Linked DNA regions of Homo sapiens: region 1 is linked to region 2. Evidence: read pairs that join two places in POLR2A ChIA-PET (ENCODE). Cell type or tissue: A673. All regions are shown on one strand. Links, peaks and the distances in the headings refer to the core of each region. The heading gives the core; the rest is flanking DNA.

Region 1 (8,794 bases), core at 1-8,000, 280 kb after region 2:
AGGTTCTGAGGCTATTCCCGAACTTCTGATCTCAAGGTTCTGAGATAGACCTAAAGATTTTTTTTTTTTTTTTTTTTTTTTAAATTTTGAGACAAAGTTTCACTCTTGTTGCCCAGGCTGGAGTGCAATGACCTGATCTTGGCTCACTGCAACCTCTGCCTCCTGAGTGCAAGCGCCTCTCCTGCCTCAGCCTCCCGAGGAGCTGGGATTACAGGCGCCTGCTACCATGCCTGGCTAATATTTTGTATTTTTAGTAGAGACGGGGTTTCTCCATGTTGGCCAGGCTGGTCTTGAACTCCTGACCTCAGGTGATCCACCTGCCTCGGCCTCCCAAAGTGCTGGGATTACAGGAGTGAGCCACCTTGCCCGGCCAATAGACCCAAAGATTCTAAAATTGACTTTAGTGGTCCATGCTTAATCCTGAGATCCTGAGACTGGCCAGTGGTTTCTAAAGGGATGAGAGGGGTCCCAAACTTCTGAGCTTCATGGGCTCCTAGATTCTATCAGAATATTAGAATCAATGAGCAGAACCTTGTATTGGGACTTCCCGGTGGCTGGGAAGGAGAAGGGGGTGGGCTGGGAGTGTGGGGTGCCTGGGGTTGCCCACCCTGGCATGCTTTCCTGCATGTGTGGGGGTTCTGTTGGTTCTGATGTGGGCAGGAGGGGGCTTGTCTGCTGAAGCATGGCGTGGTCCCATGGGTCCACGCAATAGACCCCCCTTTATGGGGTGCGGGACACCCTGGGATCCCAGTTCCACCCTCCTGGTGGGAATAGGAGACACAGACTTCGCCAGACACACAGCACACCTGTAACTCAGGCAGAGGCAAAGTCCGTGGCCATTGTATGCCCGCCCCCTTCCCCACCCACACGCCTTCTCGTCTGCTCAGCCTCTTTGGGGCACCTGGGCCCAGACCCTCTCCAGATGAAATCCTTCCCTTGAGTGTGGCGTGCTGAGATCTCCACCTGGAGGCATCCCCAGCTGGTAGATCAGTCCTGGGAAGCGGAGGAGACCAAGAAAGGGGCCTTGCCTGGGACAGACGTGGGCCAAGCCGGGGCTGGAATCTGGGACTCCAGGCGGAGGCCCCTTTCCTTTGTTTCAGCTGAGCCCAGCACCTCTGAGTGTCTGCGTCTGAGTTGGGTGTCTGAGCGTCTGCCTCCTGCAAATCCCTGGCGGGTGTGCGTCTGGCGGGTGGTGTATCTGTGACTCGTAGGACCTCAGCCCTGGTCTTCCCAGCTCCAGGCCACCCTGGGCCTCGCTCAGCTGAGCACGCAGCCTGGTGGGGCTCTGAATCCCACCTCGGCCCATGCCATGCTAGCCTGAGTTCCCTCTGTGCACCTGCGGGCGTCACCTCCCCAACCCTTCGGCTTTGCCAACACCTGGTCCGCCTGGGAGTCCAGAGCTGGGTTGCAAATCTCTACCCCGCTCCAAGCTTCCTCTCATTGCTTCCTGCCAGGCGGAGATTGTGAAGCGTCTGAGCGGTATCTGCGCTCAGATTATCCCCTTCCTGACCCAGGAGGTGAGTGGGCCTGGGGGTGGGGGGAGGAGGGGAAGGGAGCCGGAAGAAGACGGGAGGGGGTAGGTCTGGGCGAGGACGCCCCAGGCACTGATTCTGCCGCGTAGCCTGCAGCACGGATAGAGACCATTTTCACTGCAGTAGTCCCGCAGCCCTGAGGCCAGGCATCCCGCTGGGGCAGGGGCTGCAGGGATGGAGGGAGGTGTTGGCTGAGGGTGAGGACTGGGGGCTGTTTTCCCCCTTGATGGGAAGCAAGGCATAGAGCTGACCCCCTCAAGCCCTGCAAGTTGGCTGCCTGGGTCTGAATCCTGGCTGTGTGGCCTCAGGCAGGACACTTGTCTCTGTTTTTTCAGTAGCGTAGGTGTGAAGTTGAGATGAGCTCATACACCCAGGGTGCTGGAGATGATGGGTACGCTTACTCAGCACCTGATGAAAGTTAACCCTACCGTCTTGCTAGAAGAAGTCACTGAGGGACAAACACTGGGTGATCCACTCCTAGGAGGTCCCAGGGTCGTCAGGTTCACTGAGACAGAAAGCAGAATGGGGGGTGCCAGGGGTTGGGGAGGGGACGGGGAGTGAGAGTTTTATGGGGACAGAAATTCAGTTTGGGAAGATGGGAAAATTCTGGAGATGGTGCTGGGGATGGCTGCACAACCGTGTGTGTGCTTTATGCTGCTGAGCTGTGCACTTACAAATGGTTAAAATGGACTGTAATTCGGCCAGGTGCGGTGGCTCCTGCCTGTAATCCCAGCATTTTGGGAGGCTGAGGCAGGTGGATCACCAGAGGTCAGGAGTTCGAGACCAGCCTGTCCAACATGGTGAAACCCTGTCTCTGCTAAAACTTAAAAAAAAAAATTAGCCGGGCATGGTGGTGTTTGCCTGTAATCCCAGCTACTCGGGAGGCTGAGGCAGGAGAATAGAATTGCTTGAACTCAGGAGGCGGGGGTTGCAGTGAGCAGAGATTGCGCCGCTGCACTCCAGCCTGGGTGAGAGAGTTAGACTCCATCTCAAAAAAAAAAAAAAAAAAAGTTAGCTCTTCTGAGAGTGCCCCAGGTTCCTTTCATCCTCAGTACCTTTGCACAGTCCCTGTTTCTTTTTTCTTTTTCTTTTCTTTTGTGTGTGTGTGTGTGTGTGATGGATTCTTGCTCTGTTACCCAGGCTGGAGTGCAGTGGCATGATCTTGGCTGACTGCAACCTCCACCTCCTGGGTGCAAGCGATTCTCATGCCTCAGCCTCCTGAGTAGCTGGGATTACAGGCGTGCACCACCACGCCCGGCTAATTTTTGTATTTTTAGTAGAGACGGGTCTCCCTATGTTGCCCGGGCTGGTCTCGAACCCCCGGACTCAAGCAATCCGCCCGTGTCAGGCTCCGAGTGTTGGGTTTACAGGTGTGAGCCACTGTACCCAGCCTGCACTGTCCCTGTTTCTGTGTGGTACGTTCTCTCTTCAGAGAGACGTGAAAGATAGTTCTACTTCAGAGTGGATACACTGGGAGGATCCTTGATGCCTTGAGGACCAAACCCAGAGGGGAGATGCTCAGTTTGTTCAGATTCCACTGAGTCTGAGATTTCTGGAAGCTTGGGGTGGGGAGAGGTCCTGTGTAGACACAGAACATAAAGAGCATCTGCAGCGGAAAGTGGGGACGAGGTGGTCTAGAGAAAGGCAAGAGCCGCAAGAAGTTTAGGTAGGCCGAGCCCAGTGGCTCACGCCTGTAATCCCAGCACTTTGGGAGGCCAAGGCGTGCGGGTCATGAGGTCAGGAGTTTGAGACCCACCTGGCCAGTATGGTGAAACCTCATTTCTACTAAAAATACAAAAATTAGCTGGGCTAGTCCCAGCTACTCGGGAGGCTGAGGCAGGAGAATTGCTTGAACCCGGGGGGTGGAGGTTGCAGTGAGCCGAGTTCGCACCATTGCACTCCAGCCTGGGCAACACAGCGAGATTCTGTCTCAAAAAAAAAAAAAAAAGATTAGGTAAAATGACTGTTGAAAGGAATGAGTAAGGCACACATTTCCAGGAATTAGCAAACTGCAGCTCGAGGGCCAGCTCCACCCCTCCACTTGTTTTTGCAAATAAAGTTTTATTGACATAGCCACGCCCACTCATGTACATATCATTTCCAGCAGCTTTCCCATTACAGTGACAGAGTTTGGTAGTTGCAACAGAGACCTCTGGCCTGCAGAGGGAAAATGTTTTCACTCTCTGGCCCTTTCTAGAAAGTCTTCCAACCCATCCTACACACACCCACACACAGGTGCACCCCCATGGGAGCTCTGTATCCGCATCCTGATACCTCCTTGGTGGAGACAGCCCAGATGTCTGTCTTCAGGAGCGTGTATACACAAGCAGCCTCAGAGTGCATACAGTGGAATATACTACTGTTCCGCTATCCTACACGGCAGTCACCAGCCCCGTGTGATCATTTACACTTAGGTTAACTATTAATAATATTTAAATCTATTATTTTTTTCCTTAAAAAAATTTTTTTTTTTTTTGAGACAGAGTCTTGCTCTGTCGCCCGGGCTGGAGTGCAATGGCACGATCTCAGCTCACTGCAATCTCTGCCTCCTGGGTTCAAGCGATTCTTCCACCTCAGCCTCCCGAGTAGTTGGGATTACAGGCACCCACCATCATGCCGGCTAGTTTTTGTATTTTTGTAGATGGGGTGGGGGGGTGGTTTCACCATGTTGGCCAGGCTGGTCTTGAACTACTGACCTCAGGTGATCCATCTGGCTCGGCCTCCCAAAATGCTGGGATTACACGCGTGAGCCACCGCACCTGGCCTAAAAAAATTTTTTTTTACAAAAATTAGCTGGGTGTGGTGGCAGGTGCCTGTAATCCCAGCTACTCGGGAGGCTGAGGCAGGAGAATTGCTTGAACCTGGGAGGCGGAGGTTAGCGTGAACCGAGATCACGCCACTGCATTCCAGCCTGTGCGACAGAGTGAGACTCCGGCTTAAATAAGTATATATGTATAATGTAACAGAGAGGGAGTCTCACCATGTTGCCCAGGCTGGTCTCAAACTCCTGGACTAGCGTAATCCTCCCACTCCAGCATCCTAAAGTACTGGGATTACAGGCATGAGCCACTGCGCCCGACCTGAAATCTATTAAGTTAATTTTATATTTAAATTTATATTTAGGCTGGGCGCAGTGGCTCACACCTGTAATACCAGCACTTTGGGAGGCTGAGGGGGGCAAATCACTTGAGATCAGGAGTTCAAGACCAGCCTGGTCAACATGGTGAAACCCCGTCTCTACTAAAAGTATGAAAATTAGTTGGGTGTGGTGGTGCGCACCTGTAATCTCACCTACTTGGGAGGCTGAGGCAGGAGAATTGTTTGAACCTGGGAGGCGGAGGTTGCAGTGAGCCAAGAGCATGCCATTGCACTCCAGCCTGGGCAACAGAGTGAGACTACGTCTCAAAAAAGTAAAAATAAAAATAAGCCTATTAAATTTATTTTATATTTAAACTTGTATTCACTTAAATTTAATAAAATTAATCATTCTATTCATCAGTTGCACCAGCCACATGTCAAATGCCTGGTGGCCACACACATGGCCAGTGGCTTCTGTGTGGAACAGCAAAAATACAACATTTTCTTTCTTTCTTTTTTTTTTGAGACTGAGTCTCGCTCTGTCACCCAGGCGGGAGTGCATGGCACGATCTTGGCTCACTGCAATCTCTAACTCCCGGGTTCAAGTGTTTCTCCTGCCCCAGCCTCCCGAGTAGCTGGGATTACAGGTGCATGCCACCATGCCTGACTAATTTTTGTATTTTTAGTAGAGATGGGGTTTCACCATCTTGGTCAGGTTGGTCTCGAACTCCTGATCTCGTGATCCACCTGCCTCAGCCTCCCAAAGTGCTGGGATTACAGGTGTGAGTCACCACGCTCAGCACCCCCCCCCCTTTTTTTTTTTTTTTTTTTTTTTTTTGAGACTGGGTCTCACTCTGTCTCCCAGGCTGGAGTGCAGTGGTGCAATCTTGGCTCACTGCAACCTGTGCCTCTTGGGTTCAAGTGATTCTCCTGTGTCAGCCTCACGAGTAGCTGGTATTATAGGCACCCGCCGCCACGTCTGGCTAATTTTTTTTGTATTTTTAGTAGAGATAGGGTTTCACCATGTTGGCCAGGCTGGTCTTGAACTCCTGACCTCAAGTGATCCACCTGCCTTGGCCTCCCAAAGTGCTGTGATTACAGGCATGAGCCGCCGCGCCCGGCTCAGATATAACATTTTCTCGCAGCAGAGTCCCACAGCTCTGAAAGCTGAATATGCTGCCGCCACCCACCACATCATGGAAGAAGCTTAAAATGTTATGCTGAGAGGCCAGATGCCAAAGAGAACTCAGAGAATGAGCCCACAACGTAGTTGAAAACGGACAAATCCACGCAGGTTTAGGAAGGCGATCGTAGGAGGCAGAATTATACAGAAAAACAAAGAAATTATTGTCATGAAGGTGGAGGAGGGAGGGTGTTCTGATGGCAGGGAGTGTAGGGGGCCCCTGGAGTCTGGTACTTTCTGTTCCTTAACCTAGGAGAAGGGTCCATGGTGCCGATTTATCACAGTGTTTTTTTTTTCTTGGGGGTAGTTTTACCACCAGGAGACGTCTGTGGTTGTCACAACTGGGGGTGCCCCTGGCATGGAGTGGGTGGAGGCCAGGGATGCTGCTCGGCTCCTTGTAGTGCCTGGAACAGCCCCGCCCCAGAGAACAATCCAGCCCCAGATGTCTTTGGTTCTTCGATGCTCCAAAGGAGAGACTGTGATTTGTAATATATATATATTTTTTCTTGAGACAGAGTCTCGCTCTGTCACCCAGGCTGGAATGCATTGGCACGATCTCGGCTCACTGCAACCTCCACCTCCCGGGTTCAAGCGATTCTCCTGCCTCAGCCTCCTGAGTAGCTGGGATTACAGGTGTTTCACCATGTTGGCCAGGCTGGTCTCGAACTCCTGGCCTCAGGTGATCTGCCCACCTCAGCCTTCCAAAGCGCTGGGATTCCAGGCGTGAGCCACCATGCCCGGCCTGATTTGTAACTATTCTACCTGCACTTAGGTTTGGTTTCTTTCTCCGTGTGCTTATTTCAAAATTCCAAAAGGAAAGGGAGAGAGTGAGAGGGAAAAAGATAAAAGAGAAATGGGAAGTACCGGGGCAAAGATGAGAGGGTGGCGGGGAGAGGTCAGGTCCCCAAGGGCACCGCTAGCATGAGCAGGGGCTCAATGTACCCTCTACCTGATCCCTTCCACCCGCCAGCATCAGCAGCAGGTGCTCCAGGCCGTAGAACGCGCCAAGCAGGTCACCGTGGGGGAGCTGAACAGCCTCATCGGGGTGAGTCTCTCTAGCCCCTGCCCCGCCATGGGGAGACGCCCACTCCCAGGTCCCTGGCACCCACCCAGGAGGTGTTAAAGCTGGGGTGGTGTGTGGGCCTTGGCTCCAGTGGTCCTGGGAACCCCAGGGGCACATGCTGTGCTTAGGTCCCATCCCCTGTGTCTACCTCTTGGGCTGGGGACCGCTGGGCTCCTGCCGCCCCCCGCCCCGGCCCATCCTGCCTCCTTTCTAGCAGCAGCAGCTCCAGCCGCTGTCCCACCACGCACCCCCTGTGCCCCTCACCCCCCGCCCAGCCGGGCTGGTGGGCGGCAGTGCTACGGGGCTGCTTGCTCTGTCTGGAGCCCTGGCTGCCCAGGCTCAGCTGGCGGCGGCTGTCAAGGAGGACCGTGCGGGCGTGGAGGCCGAGGGGTCCAGAGGTGAGTGGGCAGCACGGGGTGGCATTGGCTGGGGAGACGGGGCTGGGGAGGACGACTGGCAGTCCAGGGTAGCAAACATCAGCGTGAGGGGATGAAGTGGCTCATGCCTATAATCCCAACAATTTGGGAGGCCGAGGCGGGAGGATCGCTTGAGCCCAGGAGTTCATGACCAGCCTGGGCAACAGAGCGAGACCCCGTCTCTACAAAAATTTAAAAATTTGCTGGGTGGGATGGTGCACACCTGTATTCCCAGGTACTTAGGAGGCCGAGGCAGGAGGATCACTTGAGGCCGGGAGTTAGAGGCCAGCCCAAGCAACATAGCAAGACGCCATCTCTATGAAAAATTTAAAAATTAGTCAAGCACAGGCTGGGCATGGTGGCTTATGCCTGTAATCCCAGCACTTTGGGAGGCCGAGGTGGCTGGATCACCTGAGGCCAGGAGTTCGAGAGCAGCCTGGCCAACATGGGAAAACCCCATCTCTACTAAAAATACAAAAAAAATTAGGCAGGAGTGGTGGCGGGTGCCTGTAATCTCAGCTACTCGGGAGGCTGAGGCAGGAGAATCGCTTGAACCTGGGAGGCGGAGGTTGCAGTGAGCCAAGATTGTGCCACTGTACTCCAGCCTGAGTGAGAGAGTGAGACTCTGTCTCAAAAAAATTAAAATAAATAAATAAATAAATAAAAATAGATAGCCAGGCACGGTGGTTCACGCCTGTAATCCCAGCACTCTGGGAGACCGAGGCGGGCAGATCACCTGAGGTCAGGAGTTTGAGACCAGCCTGGTCAACGTGGTGAAACCTTGTCTCTACTAAAAATACAAAAATTAGCTGGGCATGGTGGTGGGTGCCTGTAATCTGAGCTACTCGGGAGGCTGAGGCAAGAGAATTGCTTGAACCTGGGAGGCAGAGGTTGCAGTGAGCCAAGTCCAGCCTGGGCGACAGAGTGAGACTCTGTCTCATTCATAAATAAATAAATAAATAAATAAATGCCAAGCATGGTGGCATGCCCCTGGAGTCCCAGCTACTCGGGAGGCTGAGATGGGACAATCACTTGAGCCCGGGAACTCGAGGCTGCAGTGAACTGTGACTGGGCCACTGCACTCCAGCCTGGGCAACAGAGCAAGACCCCAACTCGTAAAGTGTGAGGGGATCAATGAGAGCGGCTGCAAGGCCCTGGGGTTCAACATCACCCCCAATGGGCTGTGTGTCTTGAGGCAAGTCACTATCCCTCTCTGGGCATTGATCTGAATGCAGGGGAGGGATAATCCACCACTTGCAAGGGTGTTGGAAGGGTAGAGAGACTCTGAGTGGGGTGGTGGGGGCGGGGGGCTTTATAAACTGGAGGGCTGTACCCTCTGGCGCCGTGGATACAAACGCCTCATTCTTTCTCCTTCTTTCTCTTTATCCCATTCCCAATCTGTCAGTGGAGAGAGCCCCGAGCAGGGTAAGTGAGTGGCACCCTGGGACTCTTTTTATATTCTTGGGAGGCCAACGCTGGTTCTGAGCTGATGGGGGCCTCAGAATGAGACCTAGGTCGATCA
Region 2 (8,851 bases), core at 608-8,607:
AGAGATAAAGGGAGGGAGGGGGAGAGAGGGAGGGAGGGAAGGGGAGAGAGAGATGAAAGGAGGGAGGGAGAAGGGGGAGAGAGAATGAGAGAGTGATGGAGAGAGAGATGGAGAAATGGAGAGAGAGTGATGGAGAGAGAGATGGAGAAATGGAGAGAGAGAGATGGAAAGAGAGATGGAAAGAGGGAGAGAGAGATGGAGAGAGGGAGGGAGAGAGGGAAGGAGAGATGGAGAGAGGGAGGGAGAGAGGGAGGGAGGGAGAGATGGAGGGAGGGAGGGAGACAGAATGAGAGACAGAGAGATGGAGAGAGGGAGAGAGAGATAAAGGGAGGGAGGGGAAGAGAGAGGGAGGGAGGGAAGGGGAGAGAGAGATGAAAGGAGGGAGGGAGAAGGGGGAAAGAGAATGAGAGAGAGATGGAGAGAGATGGAGAGAGAGATTGACAGAGATGGAGAGAGATGGAGAGATGAAGACAGAGACGGAGATAGAGAGATGGAGAGATGGAGAGAGAGATGGAGAGATGGAGAGAGAGAAGAAGAGAGAGATGGAGATAGATGGAGAGATGCAGAGGCAGATAGAGAGATGGAGAGAGAGATGAAGAGAGAGATGGAGATAGAGAGATGGAGAGATAGATGGAGAAATGGAGAGATGGAGAGATGGAGAGAGATGAGACAGAGATGGAGAGAGAGATGGAAAGAGGGAGAGAGAGATGGAGGGAGGGAGGGAGAGAGAAAGAGAGGGAGATGGAGAGAGGGAGAGAGAGATAAAGAGAGGGAGGGGGAGAGAGAGGGAGGGAGGGAAGGGGAGAGAGAGATGAAAGGAGGGAGGGAGAAGGGGAGAGAGAATGAGAGATGGAGAGAGAGGAAGAGACATGGAGACAGGGAGGGAGGGAGGGAGAGAGAGAGATGGAGGGAGGGAGAGAGGGATGGAGGGAGGGAGAGAGAGAAGGGAGGAGAGAGAGATGGAGGGAGGGAGAGAGGGATGGAGGGAGGGAGGGGGAAGAAGGAAAGAGGGAGAGGGAGAAAGGGAGAGAGGGAGGAAGAGAGAGAGAGGGATAGAGAGAAGAGACAGAAAGGGAGAGAGAGGGAGGAAGAGAAAGAAACAGAGAGACATCACGGAAAAAGACAGAGATGAGAGGCAGAGAAACAGACATGAACAGAGAGGCAGGGAAAGACAGAGACACACAAAGACATGCAGAAAGAGTGAAAGAGAGAGATAGAGGGGAGAGAGACAGAGACAAAGATACAGAGACAAGGAGAGACAGCAAGATTTAGAGGGAAACAGTGATAGAGAAAGACAGAGATACAGAGATAATGAGACAGAGAGGGAGAGAGTTAGGGAGAGAGAGAGACAGTGAGAAAGACAGATGGGAAAGACAAGCCACCCAGCCGTGCACAGTCAACGGGGTGGGCTGTGGACCGTCCACTGTGTAGCACAGCCTATGCCCCCACCAGAGACACCCGATTGACCAGCCACATTTTCCACTCTGAGAACTGAGGCCCAAGAGGGTCAGCCCAGTGATCAAAACTGCAGCAGCTGCTGCGCTGGGCCAGCACCTGGATCTTCGTGAGGATCCTCCATCTGCACCACACCCCCAACCCCGGTTCCTGTCCCCCCGTACCAAGGACAGAAGGCCCAGGTCTACACGTCTTTTTTTGTTTTTTAGATGGAGTTTCACTCTTGATGCCTAGGCTGGAGTGCAATGGTGCGATCTCAGCTCACCGCACCCTCCACCTCCCAGGTTCAAACAATTCTCCTGCCTCAGCCTCCCAAGTAGCTGGGATTACAGGCACCTGCTGCCACGCCCGGCTAATTTTGTATTTTCAGTAGAGATGGGGTTTCGCCATGTTGGCCAGGCTGGTCTCAAACTCCTGACCTCAGGTGATCCACTTGCCTCGGCCTCCCAGAGTGCTGGGATTACAGGTGTGAGCCACCACACCCGGCCTGGTCTACAAGTCTTTACCCACTCCATGCCTCAGTTTCCCTAGCTGAAAAACCAACAAGCCAGATTAGGGCAGCCTCTCAATGCTGTCACTCACAGACCACCCTTCTCGTTTTATCTGTGTCCAAGTATTAGTGAAGATTTTTCTTTGGATCAAACTGTTTGTTTTAAAAGACTTAGATATATTTAAAGAGAAAAGAATAACGCCTCCCCCGCACTACAGTCTGCCGTGAATTGAGGGCAGGTCCAAAGATAAATGCAACAAAAACCTCCTCAACCTTATCATAGTCTAACCAAACATCAAGCCTGAAGCCTGCTCTGTTTGTAAAAAAAGAAAAGCAAGAATTAGAGAGGTGTTAAAGACAGGTTAAGAGCATCCAAGAGCTGCAGGTGAAGAGCAAGTGATCTAACACAGGTGTAATTGGAATCCCACAGGAGAAGGAAGACTAGGGCAGCTGATTGTTTTCAGAGAATAGCCAATAATTTTCACAGATCCATGAGGCTCAGAAAACACCAAACAGAATAAATATCCTCTAAGAGACATACCCAGACATATATTCAAAATGCAGAAAATTGGCTGGGCGTGGTGGCTCACGCCTGTAATCCCAGCACTTTGGGAGGCTGAGGCAGGCAGATCACGAGGTTAGGAGATCGAGACCATCCTGGCTAACACAGGGAAGGTCTTGCCAGCCTTATAGGTCACAGGGAGGCTTTGACCCAGAGGAAGGTGGGAGCCTTGGAGTGCTGTAGGCAGAGGAGGGACAGGCCCTAACTCGGGTGCTCACAGCCCCCCTCTGGTGGCTGCTGCAGGGAGGACAGACTGTGTGGCAGAGGGTGGAGCCTAGGACCAAGGCAGAGGCAACTGCGCCAGGTCCAGGTGGGCAACGATGGGGCTGGACCCAGGCAGAGGAACAGGAAGAAGTGAGCGTTTGAGGATGGAATAGTGAGGGCAGGGGCGACAGGACCTGCTGATAGATTGGAGTTGAGCAAGAAACAAAAGATCCAGGATAGCGTTGATATTCGGCTCCAGCACCCGGAAGAATGGAACTGCCGGGCCGGGCGCGGTGGCTCACGCCTATAATCCCAGCACTTTGGGCGGCCGAGGCAGGCGGATCACGAGGTCAGGAGATCGAGACCATCCTGGCTAACACGGTGAAACCCCGTCTCTACTAAAAATACAAAAAATTAGCCAGGCGTGGTGGCAGGCACCTGTAGTCCCAGCTACTCGGGAGGCTGAGGCAGGAGAATGGTGTGAACCCGGGAGGCGGAGCTTGCAGTGAGCCGAGATCGCGCCACTGCACTCTAGCCTGGGCGACAGAGCGAGACTCCGTCTCAAAAAAAAAAAAAAAAAGAATGGAACTGCCATCAGCTGAGATGCAGACGACGAGGGAGGAGCAGGATTGGGGACCAAGGACAGAGTGTTGTCCTGACTAGCAACCCCTTAGCTGTCAGAGATTAGGGCTGAGTTCATTTGAGGCTTTGATGGAGGACAGACAGGCAGAGAAAGCTCAGACCCTTGTCCCCAGTCATCCTGCATGGGAGCCCCTGCGACCAGAGCCGGGAGCTGTCCGCGACCCCCGGTGCTGAAGCTCCCATTCTAAGCAGGAACTCCGGAGCCCCCGCTGGAGTAAAGTGTCTGACATGTAGTGAACGCTCAAAACGTATCCCTGAATTTCACCCAAGGTGGCAAAGCGATTTCAGCGTCATCGTACTGCGCTGGTTTCTATGTCCCGCACGCCCCAACCTGTACTTTACGGATATGCAAACTGAGACCATGAGAGGTTGCTGCACCTTTAAAAATCACGCAATGCATCACTTTATTATTATTATTATTTTTTTTGAGACGGAGTCTGGCTCTGTGGCCCAGGCTGGAGTGCAGTGGCACGATCTCCACTCACTGCCACCTCCGCCTTCTGGATTCAAGCGATCCTCCTGCCTCAGCCTCCTGAGTAGTTGGGATTACAGGCACTCGCCACCACACCCGGCTAATTTTTGTATTTTTAGTAGAGACGGGGTTTCACCATATTGGCCAGGCTGATCTTGAACTCCTGACCTCGGGTGATCTGCCCTCCGCGGCTTCCCAAAGTGCTGGGATTACAGGCATGAGCCACGGCGCCCGGCTACGTAATGCATCACTCTTGACGTCACAATCAGCTAGGCTCTGAAGACAAATCCGAGTTCAGGCTGTGGATTGGCTGATCCCTCATGAATATGTAGATTACTCTCACCCTTCACCTCGCTCTGGTAGGTTCAGAAAAGTGAGGGGGTGGAGAGGAGGCGGGGCTGGGGGCGGGGCTGGAAACTGTTCCTGTGAGGGTTGGGGCAAGTAGTGGGGCGGGGCCAGGGACTATGGACGTGGTCAGAATTTTTGTACATTTCGTTCCCTGCCTTCTCCCCAGTACCTTTCTACAACAGCTCCTAGTACCCAGTAGGTGCTTCATAAATGTTTATTGACTCTGGATTCCAGTAGGAGTGATGCCTGAGAGTTCACTTTTCTGACCGGGGAGAAGGTCCTATTTTGCCTATAATGTGATAGTATCATTGGTATCATTCATCTTGATCTGCCCAGTTCTGGATGTTTGCATAATAACCTGAGCCCAGGCCGGGCGTGGTGGCTCACGCCTGTAATCCCAGCACTTTGGGAGGCCGAGGCGGTTGGATCAGGAAGGCCGAGGCGGGCGGATCAAGAGGTCAGGGATTCGAGACCAGCCTGACCAATATGGTGAAACCCTGTCTCTATTAAAAATACAAAAATTAGCCGGGTGTGGTGGCGCGCACCTGTAATCCCAGCTACTCGGGAGGCTGAGGCAGCAGAATCTCTTGAACCTGGGAGGCGGAGGTTGCAGTGAACTGAGATCGCGCCACTGCACTCCAGCCTGGGTGACAGAGTGAGACTCCGTCTCAAACAACCAACCAAAAATTATGTGTATACACACACACACACACATACACACGTATATATACATATATACACACATATACATTATATGTATATACACACATATGTATGTGTATATATATATATACACACACACACACACACACACATATATATATATATATCTCATGAGCCCCGTCTTACAGATGAGGAAACTGAAGCTTGGAGAGAGAATGCAAGGCTTAAGGGCATGCATGTCTTAAGTCAATCAGCAAATATTGAGGACCCAGAGGTGAGGAACTCCAGCTCCCTTGGTCGGGACTCAGCTCCTATTTGGCCCTCAGTTTTACCCCCACACATCCTGCTTCAGTCCTCTGTGTGGTTTCGAGGCCACAGTTGAGGGGCTCTCTGTTTTCTAACTCGGACCTAGGTAATTCCTACTTTTTTTTTTTTTTTTTTTTTTTTTTTTTAGACGGCGTTTCACTCTTGTCGCCCAGGCTGGAGTGCAGTGGCGCAATCTCGGCTCACCGCAACCTCCGCCTCCCAGGTTCAAGCGATTCTCCGGCCTCAGCCTCCTTAGTAGCTGGGATTACAGGCATGCACCACCACACCCGACTAATTTTGTATTTTCAGTAGAGACGGGGTTTCTCCATGTTGGTCTGGCTAGTCTCGAACTCCCGTCCTCAGGTGATCCACTCACCTCGGCCTCCCGAAGTGCTGGGATTACAGGCGTGAGCCACCGCGCCCGGCCAGTAATTCCTACTTCTACCCCCACCTTTGCTAACGCCATGCCCTGGGCCTAGCAGGTCACGGGTGTCTCCATCCCAACCCAGCATCTCCGACCTCCAGGGTGGGAACAGAGTGTTCCAGGCTAGGGAAACCGCACGTGCAAAGGCCTGGCAGCCAAACCACATTCAGTTACTGGAGAGAAAAGGGGAGGAGGAGCGGGGCCGACCTTGCAGGCTAGAAAGTTTGCACGGGGCAACTTTTGCGTCCCAGGAGAGAAGCCAGGGAGTCCCCTCACAGTCTCCCTCCGAGCTCAATAAATCTTGCACATTTCAAGCCAAGGCACAGAGCCTGAAAGAAGGCATGGGTTTTTGCTGCCCCCTGCTGGTCGCTGGAGCGAAAGCATCCGGAAAGTAATTTTAAAAAAAAGTCTCATTCTGTCGCCCAAGCTGGAGTGCAGTGGCGGGAACTCGGCTCACTGCAACCGCCGCCTCCCGGGTTCAAGCGATTCTCCTGCCTCAGCCTCTCGAGTAGCTGAGATTACAGGTGCGCACCACCACACCCGGCTAATTTTTGCATTTTTAGTAGAGTTGGAGGGGGGGGTTGCCATTTTGTCCAGGCTGGTCTCGAACTCCTGATCTCAAGTGATCCGCCCGCTTTGGCCTCCCAAAGTGCTGGGATTACAGGCGTGAGCCACCGCACCCAGCCGGAAAGTGAATTTTTAAGGGCTGATTTATTTTAAAGCTTCTGCAGTGCTTTCTCCGGGCCAGGAAGGACTTTATACATATTAACGCTTTGTGAGCTGGATTGGCCTCGTTTTCCAGAGAGAGAGAGAAAAACTGGTCCCCAGAGGATTCAGCTGCTGGCTCAAGGACACACAGCCATTCAATGTTATAAACCGGTTTCAAACCTGGGACAGTCTGGTTCTAAACTCAACCATTGTGTTTTTAGTGCATTTATTAATGGTAAGCAGGTATCATGTGCTAGGCAACAGGGAACAGAAAAACAAAATTCAGCCAGGTGTAAGGGCTCATGCCTGTAATCCCAGCACTTTGGGAGGCCAAGGCAGGAGGATCGCTTGAGCCCAGGAGTTTGAGACCAGCCTGGGCAACATAACTAGTCCCCGTCTCTACAAAAAATACTGAAAAAAATTAGCCAGGTGTGATGGTATGCATCTGTAGTCCCAGGTACTTGGGAGGCTGAAGCAGGAAGATTGCTTGAGCCCCGGAGTTGGAGACTTCAGTGAGCTATGATTGTGCCACTGCATTCCAGCCTGAGTGACAGAGGGAGACCCTGTCTCAACATAAAAACAGGCTGGGCGTGGCGGCTCAAGCCTGTAATTCCAGCATTTGGGAGGCTGAGGCGGGTGGATCAGCTGAGGTCAGGGGTTCGAGACCAATCTGGCCAACATGGGGAAACTCCATCTCTACTAAAAATACACACACACACACACACACACACACACACACACACATACACACACAAAAATTAGCTGGGCATGGTGACCCATGCCTGTATTTTCAGCTACTCGGGAGGCTTAGGCAGCAGAATTGCTTGAACCCAACAGGTGGAGGTGGCAGTGAACTGATACCGCACCACTGCACTCCAGCCTGGGTGACAGAGTGAGACTCTCTTTCAAAATAAGTAAATAATTAAAAAAAAAAAACCCCATAACATTAAAACAAAGCCAAACACACTTACTGTGCACTCATACCATCCTGTCATGAAACCCGCCAGGTTATGTTGGGTAGACAGACATCAAACAAGCCAGCGCATACATAAGCAGGGGGTTATAACTGTGATCCCTGCAGTGAATGAGAAGGGAGGGGAACCGAGGCAGGAGTTAACGGGTCGCAGTTTCAAATCCTGGCTCCACCACATACCAACTGTGTGGCCTTGGGTTTTCCTCTCCACAAACCTGCCCCTCCGTTTTCTCATCGGCAAAGTGAGAATTATAATAGAAACCTACGTTGTTGGTTGGTTGTGGTGAGGACAAAAAGAGTTGATCACAAGCTGCACATAGCAGGTGCTCAATAGACGTAAGGCTTTACTGTGTGGCTGTAGCATGCTCTGGGGAAAAGGAAGCTACCAGAGTTGTGAAGAGTAAATGTTTGCAGTGGGCACAGTGGCTCACGCCTGTAATCCCAGCACTTTGGGAGGCCCAGCGGGGAGGCTTGCTTGAGCCCAGGAGTTCGAGACCAGCCTGGGCAATAGAGTGAGACCCCGCCACTCCAAAAAGTAAAATAATAAACTGGGCATGGTGACGCACACATTTGTAGACCCAGCTACTCAGAGGGATCTCTTGAGCCCAGGATTTCAAGACTGGACTGAGCTAGGATGGTGCCACTGCACTTCAGCCTGGGCAACAGAGCGAGACCCTGTCTCAAAACAAACAAACAAAAAGTCAGTGCAGTCTCTCTCTCTCTGTCTCTCTCTTTTGGATCACACTCCAGGAAAAACCAGCCACCATGTTGTAAGGATGCTCAAGTAGCACTATGGAGATTCACACGTGGCAAAGAGCTGAGGCCTCCCACCAACAGCCACATGAGGGAGCCAGAGTAGGAGTGGCTCCTCCAGCCCCAGTCGAACCTTCAGATGTGACAGACTTGGCTGCTGACAGTTTGCAATCTCATGAGACCCTGAGCCAGAACCACCCAGCTAAATCAGTCCTGGACTCCTGATCAACAGAAATGGTGTAGGTCAGATAATAATGTATGTTTTAAGCTGACAGACTGGGGGATGGGTAAATTGTTATGCAGCAACACCTAACTAATGCACCCTGCATGTCACTTAGCCTATGCCTCAGATGAGCACTTATAGCATAGCTAGTGTTCCTCTGTCCTAAGCACATCCTTGCTCATTCTTAAGGAGACACTCAGTGGCGGAATTGGTGTATTTTATTTTTATTTTTTAATATTTATTTATTTATTTGAGATGGAGTCTTGCTCTGTTGTCCAGGCTGGAGTGCAATGGCACAATCTTGGCTCAATGCAAACTCCACCTCACAGGTGCAAGAGATTCTCCTGCCTCAGCCTCCCAAGTAGCTGGGATTACAGGTGCCCACCACCATGCCTGGCTTACTTATTTATTTATTTTTTGAGATGGAGTCTTGCTGTGTCACCCAGGCTGAAGTGCAGTGGCATGATCTCAGCTCACTGCAAGCTCCGCCTCCCAGGTTCACGCCATTCTCCTGCCTCAGCCTCCCGAGTAGCTGGGACTACAGTCACCTGCCACCACGCCCGGCCAATTTTTGTATTTTTGGTAGAGACAGGGTTTCACCGTGTTAGCCAGGATGGTCGCGATCTCC

Evidence for each region. ChIA-PET counts read pairs that join two places held together with the same protein. Peaks named below come from ENCODE experiments on the same cell type or tissue, not always from the same donor. Only the 100,000 strongest peaks of a DNase experiment are listed, where the experiment ranks them.
Region 1: POLR2A ChIA-PET joins it to region 2 with 7 read pairs; 3 of 35 experiments call an interaction of 5 or more read pairs at or near these places.

What each region holds. Positions count from the first base shown.
Region 1 is chr19:3,017,743-3,026,536 of GRCh38, reverse strand. TLE2 (TLE family member 2, transcriptional corepressor) reads left to right here. Exons shown (of 20, transcript NM_003260.5): 5 at 1,455-1,517; 6 at 6,764-6,838; 7 at 7,074-7,254; 8 at 8,678-8,697. Among named protein-coding and RNA genes, the nearest start is that of TLE2, 7.1 kb to the left of the region's middle. In A673, for the core only: no CTCF peak of the experiment used is centred there; a DNase peak (open chromatin) is centred at 3,607.
Region 2 is chr19:3,302,182-3,311,032 of GRCh38, reverse strand. It overlaps LOC105372244 (a long non-coding RNA gene), which reads left to right and starts at 4,131. Exons shown (of 3, transcript NR_187753.1): 1 at 4,131-4,184; 2 at 7,998-8,237. In A673, for the core only: CTCF peaks have their summits at 2,749 (motif pointing left), 5,929 (motif pointing left) and 8,084 (motif pointing right); DNase peaks (open chromatin) are centred at 2,742, 4,162, 5,902 and 8,082; H3K27me3 peaks cover 451 bases.